2 separate regions of the Mus musculus genome follow, and region 2 is linked to region 1. Evidence: chromatin contacts called from ENCODE POLR2A ChIA-PET data. All regions are on one chromosome and are shown on one strand. Each heading gives the region's core, a stretch centred on a gene start or an enhancer-like site at or near the end of the contact. The rest is flanking DNA. Distances are from core to core; before and after follow the strand shown.

What was found. ChIA-PET counts read pairs that join two places held with the same protein, here RNA polymerase II (POLR2A).
Region 2: POLR2A ChIA-PET joins it to region 1 with 12 read pairs in embryonic stem cell. The contact joins the promoter of H2az2 here to the promoter of Ccm2 in region 1. POLR2A ChIA-PET finds 5 or more read pairs at or near these places in 3 of 5 experiments (Patski and embryonic stem cell).

Annotation. Positions count from the first base shown.
Region 1 is chr11:6,544,807-6,550,072 of GRCm38, reverse strand. Ccm2 (cerebral cavernous malformation 2) reads right to left here and starts at 3,186. Exons shown (of 10, transcript NM_146014.3): 1 at 3,044-3,186. The coding sequence starts at 3,073. It also overlaps the pseudogene Gm24000.
Region 2 is chr11:6,442,379-6,447,644 of GRCm38, reverse strand. H2az2 (H2A.Z histone variant 2) reads left to right here and starts at 3,202. Exons shown (of 5, transcript NM_029938.1): 1 at 3,202-3,308. The coding sequence starts at 3,306. It also overlaps the pseudogene Gm11970.

The sequences.
Region 1 (5,266 bases), core at 1,937-4,436:
CAGAGACCTGGAAAGGGCCTGCCAATCCAGTTTTGAGACAGGTTCTTTTATATTCCAGGTTGGCCATGGTCCATAGTAAGCTGCCAAGGATGACCTTGAACTTGTGAGCCTCTGACCTCCCCCTCCCAAGTGCCAGGGTTACAATATACCATCATGCCTCTGGAGCATCCTAAGCACCGGAGATCCAAACCAGGGCTTCATACCTAGCAGGCAAGCACTACACCAAACAAACTACATCTTCAGCACCCATTCATACTTTCATAGGCTCGTCTGCACTTTTTTGAAAGAGCTGGGTGCATTTAAACGTCCAAACGTAAAATGTATTAAAAGTTTGAATTTGTAGCCAGGCTGTTGTGGTGCACACCATTAGTCCCATCAGAGACAGGACAATCTCTTAGGTTTAAGAGCAGCCTGACCAACAGAGCCAGTTCCTGGACACCCAGATCTACACAGGGAATCTGTCTTGGTAGGAAATGGGATGAATTCATTAAATGTTTAAAACAAGTACCTCTTGTTAACTGACCATTATGAAAACCACTTAAGAGGCTAGCGAGATGGCTCAGTGGGTAAGGGTACTGACTGCTCTTCTAAAGGTCCTGAATTCAAATCCCAGCAACCACATGGTGGCTTACAACCACCCACAATGAGATTTGACGCCCTCTTCTGGTGTATCTTAAGTTAGCTACAGTGAACTTATGTATAATAAATAAATCTTTAAAAAAAAAAAAGGGGGGGGGAGAAAAACACTTAAACTCCTAAGTTGGAGGAGATACTTCATATTAAACAGCACCTTAAGAAGTCAGGTATAGGGCTGGAAAGAGGGCTCAGCAGTTAAGAGTACTGATTGCTCTTCCTGAGTTCAATTCCCAGAAACCACACGGTGGCTCACAACCATGTGTAATGAAATCCGATGCCCTCTTCTAGTGTGTCTGAAGAGAGCAATGGTGTACTCATATACATAAAATAATAAATCTTTAAAAAGGGGGAGGGGGGCTGGCGAGATGGCTCTACTGGTAAGAGCACTGACTGTTCTTCTGAAGGTCCTGAGTTCAAATCCCAGAAACCACCCGTAATGAGATCTGGTGCCCTCTTCTGGTGGCGTCTGAAGACAGCTACAGTGTACTTATGTATTATAAATAAATTTTAATAAAATAAAAATAAAAAAGTCAGGTGTTGTAGCCCAGCGTTTAACCCAGTACTGAAAGGCAGGACCTCAGTGATTTCAAGGCCAGCCTGATCTAGACATCTGAGTTTCAGGACAGCCAGGGCTACATAACAGAGAAAGTGTATCTCAAAGACAAACATATTAGGAAGGTTCTGCAAGCTCCTTATAGGAAGATACCTGGTAAACTGTGTTCAGTCATGGCCTACATAGAAACTCAGGTCCCAAAGGTTGTCTCACTTGTTTACAGGGAACAAACTAAAGCAGGTGACAGAATGCCTACAACTGCTAGCATAGATCCCTACACACGCATTATCTCCTTTAACTGAGACACTGAAATTAACCACTGCCTTTTTCTGTACTTATTTTTTTTTCACTGCATATAACTGTAAGATTGTCTTGCTACAAGAGCTGGGCATGGTGGTGCACGCCTTTAATCCCAGCACTTGGGAGGCAGAGGCAAGTGGCTTTCTGAGTTCGAGGCCAGCCTGGTCTACAGAGTGAGTTCCAGGACAGCCAGGGATACACAGAGAAACCCTGTCTTGAAAAACAAAACAAAAAGAGATTGTCTTGCTACTGATCCAAAAGCTCAGGGGGAAGTCTTAATGCCTCTCTCTGCTCCTCAGCCTTCTACCCAAACTGGTATGATATACAAGACAACATAAACCGCCAGGCAATTTGTCCCAAACAAGAACGTGGGCCAGGTGTCTTACAGGGCACTTAGAGTGTGAGACAAATACAATGTCTCCAGGGATGTAGGCTACTGGCATTGCAAAGACCAGCTGGCACGGTTCAGCATCAGCCACACTTGGGCCAAGTCCTTCCTCAACAGCACCCTCTTTTCTAGCTAAGTCCTTTTACAATGCTCAAACCCCTTCTATACTTGTAGGCTGAATTGCTTTGTTGGGCCCATTTCCCAGCTTTAAACCATCTTTGGAGGTAACAAGTTGACAGGACATCTAAATAACAAGTGCAACTTTCTGTCTTCAAACAAAAGAAAGTGGGGGCAGCGCTGCTGGCCTGGATTCCCTGAAGGCCACCTGGCCACTCTATTTCAAGTAAGACTTTCTGAAAAATGGGACACCTCCTAAAACAAGGTGGTGAGTGGTGTGGCCAATTAAAGGCTACAAGGAGGCCGGGTGGTGCTGAGCTAGGACATCAAAGTCTGTTTTAAACTTGTCCACAACGTGCACACATTTATCAAATGAAAATGACAGGCAAACATGAAGATTGCAAAGCATTTATTTGAAAGGGATACATTTTATCAAAGCCCACTTTTCGCTTTAAAGGCAGTTTAAGCGGTTCATTCCCACATGGTCTTCCCAGGCTTCTTAAAATGTTCTTTATCAACTACTCAAGCCTGTAATTAAAGCCACATTTTTAAACTACAGAAACGAAGGAGCCTCTTGAACCATGTCCTAAATCTTACTGCCAAACATAACGTCACTAAAATCACTCAGTGGTATTAAATAGGAGCGACAGTCGACGAGAGAACCCGCCGAAAAGCTAAGTCCATCTTTGCTTTTACTGGACATCCAAAAACAAAGCCAAGTGGGCAGCAAAAGCCTCGCCGGTCACGGCACAGCCCAGTGGCCCAAGTTCCAGCCCAGGCCACCTTCTGGCCCCTCACTGGGCCCACTTCCTTTGTGGCCCCAGGCCGGCGCGCGGGGAAGGCGGGCCCCCTGACAGGCCGTCTGGAGCAGGCCGGGGGCGAGCGGCAAAGGGGACGCCCCCACCGGAAAGGCGCGGCACTTCCTCCGGGAGCCGCAGGCCCACCTGACCGCTGTCCCTGCCCGCTCAGCCGCCCGCCCGCCCGCCCACCCCGAGGGACCCCCACCCCACGCCCCGGCCCGGCGGCAGGACGCGCCGGTGAGCGCTCACCTTCTTGCCCTTCTTGCCCTCCTCCTCCATGTCGCCGCGTGCGGCCCCCGCGGCCCGCCCCGGGAGCCCCACTGCCAGCGGCCGCTACATGCTCGCTCTGGGCCCGCCACCCCCGCGCTCACCGCGCCGCCGGCCCGCCCGCAGTCTCCGCCCCGGCCGCGCCCCACCCGCACTTCCGGACCTAGGGAGCCCGCCCACTCCGGAGACCCCGCCCCCTCACGCCCCGCCCACTGCCTCGGCGCTCCCGCACTTCCGCCTAGAGGCACTCGCTGGGCCCAAGGAGGGCGATACCAAGAAGGGCGATTCCCTGTTTTTCCCAAAGCCCCTGAAGAGACCCAGGGTCACCCCGGGCCCCTCCATGCCTCCTCAGGGCGGGAGGAGCACACCTGCCTACCCCAGTCCTTCCCATCCCCTCTGGAAAGGCGCCCCAGTACCCCCCCCCCCATCCCTAGCTCTCCCGAACCCTTCAGGGCCGCGCGGGAGTGGCTCCAACTTTTCAATTCTGCCGCCATCTTTAGGGTGGCCGACTTCCCAGCCTGCCTCGCGATTAGGGAGGCGGGCCACATGCCCCTGGGAAGGGACAGAGTCAGTCTCCAATCCGGGTTCTGGGCGCGCTGCCACTTGGCATCCCTCTCTTTTTACTCTGAGCCACAAGGAAACCCTTTTCTAGTAACTTTCTATTCTGGCTGGGCGTGGCGGCGCACTCCTGTGTAATCATAGCACCTGGCTGCTAGAGACAGGAAAATGAGTTCAGGATCAACCGTTGGACCAGAGTCTCATAAAAGAATCCAAAAATGTACAATAGCTGCCAACAGCAACCTTCTAGGTAGTGTATGCAACCTGTTGTCTGTATGGGTTGTCCTAAAACATCTTGAAGATAGTATTCTGGCTGGGCAGTGGTGGCGCATGCCTTTAATCCCAGCATTTGGCAGGCGGATTTCTGAGTTTGAGGCCAGCCTGGTCTACAGAGTGAGTTCCAGGACTATACAAAGAAAACCTGTCTCGAAAAAAAAAAAAAAAAAAAAAAAAAAAAAGCATTCTGATGGATATTCACATTCCTGAGTTTATGGTGTTTCTAATCTAGGCTTCAGCCACCCACACACAAATGCAAAGGTGCTTTTGGGAAGCTGGAAGGTATAAGGAAATCAGGGTTCACAATGGCCAGGTCATCATATCCATGCTCTAAGGCTCAAGTTCAACTTCCTTCGCCTCCAGATCTACACCTCTAAGAAGAAATGTTTAATGAAAATAAAATTTAAAACATGATAGCTGAGAGGCAGTTCACAGGGTATGGCTGTGGGTTCCCTGGAAAGTTATGGACCCTATGGTCCACCCAAGCCTCTATGTTCACTAATCTCACACCCAAGCCAAAACTATGTGTAATGTGTGTGTGTAAAATTTTAAAGCTTTATTCTCTCCTACCCTTGGTACATCAGGAAGGTAAAAATTACAAGAGCACGGGCATTCGGGCCCTGCCAGAGTAAAGTTATAGATTTTTTAAAATTATTTTTATTTTATTTTCATTTGTGTTTTGCCTGCATATGCATCTATGTGAAGGTGTCAGAACTCCTGGAGCTGGAGTTACAGATGGTGGTAAGCTGCCATGTGGGTGATGGAAATCGAACCCAGGTCCTTTTGAAGAACAGCCAGCACTCTTAACCACTGAGCCATCTCTCCAGCACCTACATAGTTAACAGACATCATATATAGTTACCACATTCACAGAACAATTTCAGAGGATCAGGTGATTTTTCAAAAGCAAGTTGGCACCCCAACAGGTCTTTGTTTTGCTGTTATGCCAACCCACAGTATGGAATTTACTGATCCTAAACTAATACTAAACTGGGCCATGGTGGTGCATGCATTTAATCCCAGCACTTGGGAGGCAGAAGCAGGCAGATCTCTGAGTTGGAGACCAGCCTGGTCTACAGAGGGAAGTTCCAGAACAGCCAAGGATACACAAAGAAACTGTGTCTCAAAAGAAAAAATATGCTAAATGAAGCCAATACTTATTTTAAAATACTAAGTATCCTGCTAATTGTAGTTCTCTCAGGGCTACATGCAAATCTTTACAATAGGGAGCCATGCCCTCAAAGCAATATGACTCCTCCCTTCCAGTCCACAGTTCTGGGGAAGGCTCATGAATCCCTTCCTAGTCCATGATGGAATGTTGACTGGCTTGATCTTGTTCGGGTCTTTTTTTTTTTCTTTCTTTCTTTTCTT
Region 2 (5,266 bases), core at 1,953-4,452, 100 kb after region 1:
AGACTGAAAAGGGTATAAAAGGCTGTCAGGAGCTGCAGCACAGAAACTGCAAGCCCCGTGCATCAGGAGAGCCCAGGAATGCAAGCAAGTCTTCAGGGTCAAGAGTTTCAGTTCTGAAGCCAAGAGCTATAACAACGCTCACGTGTGCCTCGAACCCCCGAATCGGATACCTTTACAGATGCTATAACAACGCTCACGTGTGCCTCGAACCCCCGAATCGGATACCTTTACAGATGCTATAACAACGCTCACGTGTGCCTCGAACCCCCGAATCGGATACCTTTACAGATGCTATAACAACGCTCACGTGTGCCTCGAACCCCCGAATCGGATACCTTTACAGATGCTATAACAACGCTCACGTGTGCCTCAAACCCCCAAATCGGATACCTTTACAGATGAGTCCTGGGAGTTTGCTGGCTAGCCAGCCTGGCCAAAATCACAAGCTTCAGGATTAGTGAGAGACCCTGCTCAGGGAAGTCAAGTGGAGAAAGAGAGAGCGAGAGAGATACCTAACCCCCTCATCGGACCTCCATGCTTGTATGTTTGCACAGATACTAATACATGTGCGCGTGCACACACACACACAAACCTTTAGAATAGGGAGTTCTGTTTTCTGTTTTATTAAAAGCAAAAATAGGCTTAGTGATATGAACAACTTCATTAAATCACATAACTAGTGAGTAAAGGAGTCTGGATCTGCTCAGGTCTTTCCATATGTGACACTACCTTGGTGATTTAAAACGTTTTCCCTTTGTCAACTGACATTTCTAGAACACTAGGCAAAGAATAACCTAAGAAGGAATTCTATACACTGGTGGAGACCCTGACAATATATAATGTGTTCTATAGGCACACAGAAGGGGACATTGACTGGGATGTCAATGAAAGATGTCCTGAAAACTGTCTGCAGTAAGCTCTTTCGTCTTTCCTGGAGACAGAGTCTCTATATATGTAACCCAGGCTGGTCTTGAACTTGTGACATTTGCTTCAGTCTTTTTTTTTTTTTTAATTTCTGAAAGCTTTTAATTTATTCCCTCCCAAAAGAACAACTGCAATCAAAGGGGTTGAAAGGTCAGGATTTTATTGCCTTCATAACAAAATCTGCTTAGAACTGGATCACTTGGCCCTTTCTCTTCTTGTCGCCTTCCAATTCAAAATGCTTGCATCTCTTAATAGCCAGCATCCTCTTAGATCTGCAGTTGGGCTCAACACACTCCAGTCTCAGCACAATCTTCTTTGTAGTTTTAGCCTTTTTGTGGAAAATAGGCTTAGTCTGCCCACCATAGTCACTCTGTTTCCTGTCATAACGCGGCTTTCCCTGGGCATAAAAGACTCCTTGCCCTTCTTGTACTGTGTCACCTTGTGGGGTAGTGCTTTGCACATTTCTTGCAGAATGTCCGGCAGGTCTTAGGCACGTTCACCATGTTCGCAGGAGAGCTAGCAGCTCGGAAAGAGCTCACTTCAGTCTTTAAGTGCTAAGATTACAGGTGTGTCCTACCGGATCTAGCTGTGTTTACTCTTAAAGGATGCTTAAGTGAGGCAAGGCAAGAGGACTGCTTTAAGAAAAGGCAAAAAGGTGTGCAAAGGGAGAGTGGAGTTTAAGGTGTTAGGGGGAAGTGATAAAAGACAAGGTGAGCAGGGGTCAGAAAATGTAGGGAATTCAATACTTAGAAGTATAATGGTTGGTACACTGGTAAGACCATTATCATTTGATTACAGTATTGCCTGGGGAACTGATTCCAAACTTGAACACAGGGTTCTGTTATCTGAACACATTATTCCATTCATTCCACTCACAGTTGTCCATATCTTCATATCTTTTTTTAAAAGATTATGTGTGTGTGTGTATACACTTGCTATACTCCAGACACACCAGAAGAGGGCAACAGACCCAATTACAGATGGTTGTGAGCCACCATGTTGTTGAGAATTGAACTCAGGACCTCTGGACAAGCAGTCAGTGAACCACTGAACCACCGCTCCAGCCCCATGTTTGTTTGTTTTTGAGAAAGGGTTTCTTTGTGTAGTCCTGGCTGTCTTGGAACTTGCTTTGTAGACCAGGCTGGCCTGGAACGCAAAAATCCACCTGCCTCTGCCTCCTGAGTGCTCGGATCAAAGACGTCACCCCACCCCACCCCACCCACTCCCCTCAAGTACTTGTCCATATATTTAAATGAATAATTCATTTAGAAGTTCATCCCTTCCTCGTTTAGCATTAAAATTATTTTTTCATAAAGACCTGCTCCAAGTTGCTTCTTCTGATGGAGGTTGATCTCAGAGCTATAGTCCCTGTCAAAAGAAACAATTCAAATTTTGAGACAGGTATTGTCTAGCTGGAGATAAATTTCTAAAACAATGGCTTGGAAAAATCCTACCACAAGAACGAAGTCTCAATACAACAACAAACAAACAACAACAAAAACCGTAGAAAACTATTTTGCTCACAACTAACTCCTACAACTGGTCTGTGCTTCCTAATGGGAAAAAAATTAAGCTTTGAAGCTGGAACCAGAACAAAGTCTAAGACTTCTGATGAAGGCTGTATGCAAATGACTACATTCACCTAAGTGCGTTTCTCTAGCTGAGAAATGGATGTGGCTCTCCCAAATCTCCCGGGCTCATTGATGATCACAAAAATAATAAAACCTTTTAAAGTTGTGTGAATGGGTTGGCGATAGCTAGAGAATTTAACTAGGTGCGGACTACGATATACACTTATTCCTAAATTTTCACAATAGCTTTTGCACAAAGGTAACTCTACTTTAGACATTTGACCCTGTGCTACCTAAACGTTCCCCTTAAACTTGTTGCAATTGAAGAAAAACAAAGCAAAGAAGTCCTGGCGGGCTCTGAAATGGGCGGGAAAGGCACAGCTGTGCCGAATCGCTCCAGTCTATTGGTTCACCGAGCTGTTGTTCCCAGCCTCCCGCCCCCGTGCGGCCGACAATGTTTTCATTGGCTTTCCTCCTCTCTCATTGGTTCATTCTTCTGTTCATCAGAAGTCCGCGCAAGGAGAGCGGCGGAGAGAGTGTCAATGTTTGGTCGGAGGGCCCACCTCCAAGGGCCGTGTGCAAAAAACAAACAGCGGTTAGGGAGGCGGCACCGGGAGGGCGGAGTTATGGCTAGAAGGAAGCGTACAATTGGCCGGCCGCCGAGGTTCAAACGAACAACGTGAGCGGCTATTGGTGGAGGCGGCGCGAGGCGGGCCCCGGGCATTGTCCCGCTCTGGCTGCGGCGGTCCGACTGCGAGAGCGGCGGCGGCGGCGGCGCGGGGCTGCAGTGGGCGTCGCGCGGCCGAGACCATGGTGAGTGCGGGGTCGCGCGTGGAGTGGGCGCGCAGAAGCCCCGGACGGCTGCTCCACCTGGGGGATCGGGAGTGGGCGGTGTCGCGCTTCGGAGCCGGAGTGCCCGCTGTTCCGGACTCCGCCGGGGGTTGGGGGGGCGCGCCGGACGCGGGAGGCAGAAGCAGGGGGGCGGGTGCTGCGCCGCACAGAGGAGGTCCGGCTGTAGCCCTGCGAGTTCTGAGGCTTCGGCTCAGGGTTACGTAATGCCCCCCGCTGAGGATCGGAGGAGTTCTGATCCTGCCCACCAGAACCGCTCGCCTCGTCAGCGGCTTGCCGGTTATTCTTTGGAATAGAAGTTTATTTACTTGGCTTCATCTTAAAGTATCTTTTCATTCTGTAGTTTAGATCTAGTTGAAAGTGACTTCTAAAGAAAGAAAGTGAGTAAAACTTTAGCCCCATTCTGAAATTGAGGGGAAAGTCCTAAAACCAATCGAGACCTATGTGTTTCACCAAGATTAAGGGGAGTGACGCTCTCTTTTTGGAATTATATTTCTGTCGGTATCCTGCTTGAAATATGCTTTCGCTGTTATAGAAATAGTAAGCCTTCCCAAGAAGGACTCTCTGCATGCACTTAGAGATTAGTTAAGGAAAAGCTCTTTATCTTTTCTTTGACGCTTGTCTGGCTGGGCTAAGACTCAAGCAAGAGCCTGCCTCCAACTGAAGAGCTTACTAATTTATGTACATTTTAGATGTGTGCATTCCACAGACTCTGTTATCCTGACATCTCTTTTGAGGTCCCAGGTTACACTTTGAACAATTTAAGCAGAGACAGGAGATTGCAAGTCTGACCGCTGAAGTGGATAGATTTATACATATTACTACATATGGCTAGGAGTATTTTTAAGTATGCCACTGTTCTTTTTCAAAGTTATTACCGAGGGTCATCATACCTACCTTGCAGAATTACAAGCTGGTTTATCTTTATCTGGGCCTAACTGCTGGTCATAGATCAGTTCTGTCTCCTTTGTCACGGGAATGAGTCTGATTGGGTGGCCCATCCTGGTGAACAGTTGTCTCCTAACATCCTAAGTTCCATGTTTTTAATTTGCAGGCCTGCTTAGCATACTGCTTATCTTCGAGGGGTTTGAGAGGCGGTCCACCTTTAGCTAAATTTCACTTGGGCCAATGTTTCCTGAGCAAATCTATTACTAAATCCATTGTAACATCAGTTTTATTACTTTGTGTTTCATCTACATTTTCACATGATAGGTACTTTATTTTTGGGTTTTTTTTTTTTTTCTTTTTCTTTCTTTCTTTTTTTTTTTTTTTCGGTTTTTGGTTTTTCGAGACAGGGTTTCTCTGTATATAGCCCTGGCTGTCCTGGAACTCACTTTGTAGACCAGGCTGGCCTCGAACTCAGAAATCTGCCTGCCTCTGCCTCCCAGGATTAAAGGTGTGCGCCACCACGCCCGGCTTGACAGGTACTTTCAACAGGTGCTTCTTGCTTAAAAGTTAAAAATCAACCCCAGGCTATCATTTCTCATACTGTAGATAATAATAGTTTGTCTCATTGTTGACCATGACATCTGAGGCATTTAATAGATCAACTATAAATAGATTGGCTAATGGAAAGTCTCCAAGTTTAGACTGTAAAATTCTCAGACTTTGAACTAGAAAACTTGTGTCATTTGTAGTTAGTTGTTCTGTGGTGATCATGAGGAAGTGCTCTGACAAGCAGCATAGGTTATTTCTTTGTAAATGAATTTGCTCAAACAGTTGATTTTTCATAGCCCTTGGTTTTTTTTCTTTCTCATAAATTCTAGTGATATGTTTTCAAGTATCCATTTAAAAGTACATAAGCATTAACGTAAAATGAAAAATCCTTCATGCATTGGTTGTCCTTGGTAAAGATGTTTTAACTTTAATCCCAGCACTTGGGAGGCAGAGGCAGGCGGATTTCTGAGTTTGAGGTCAGCCTG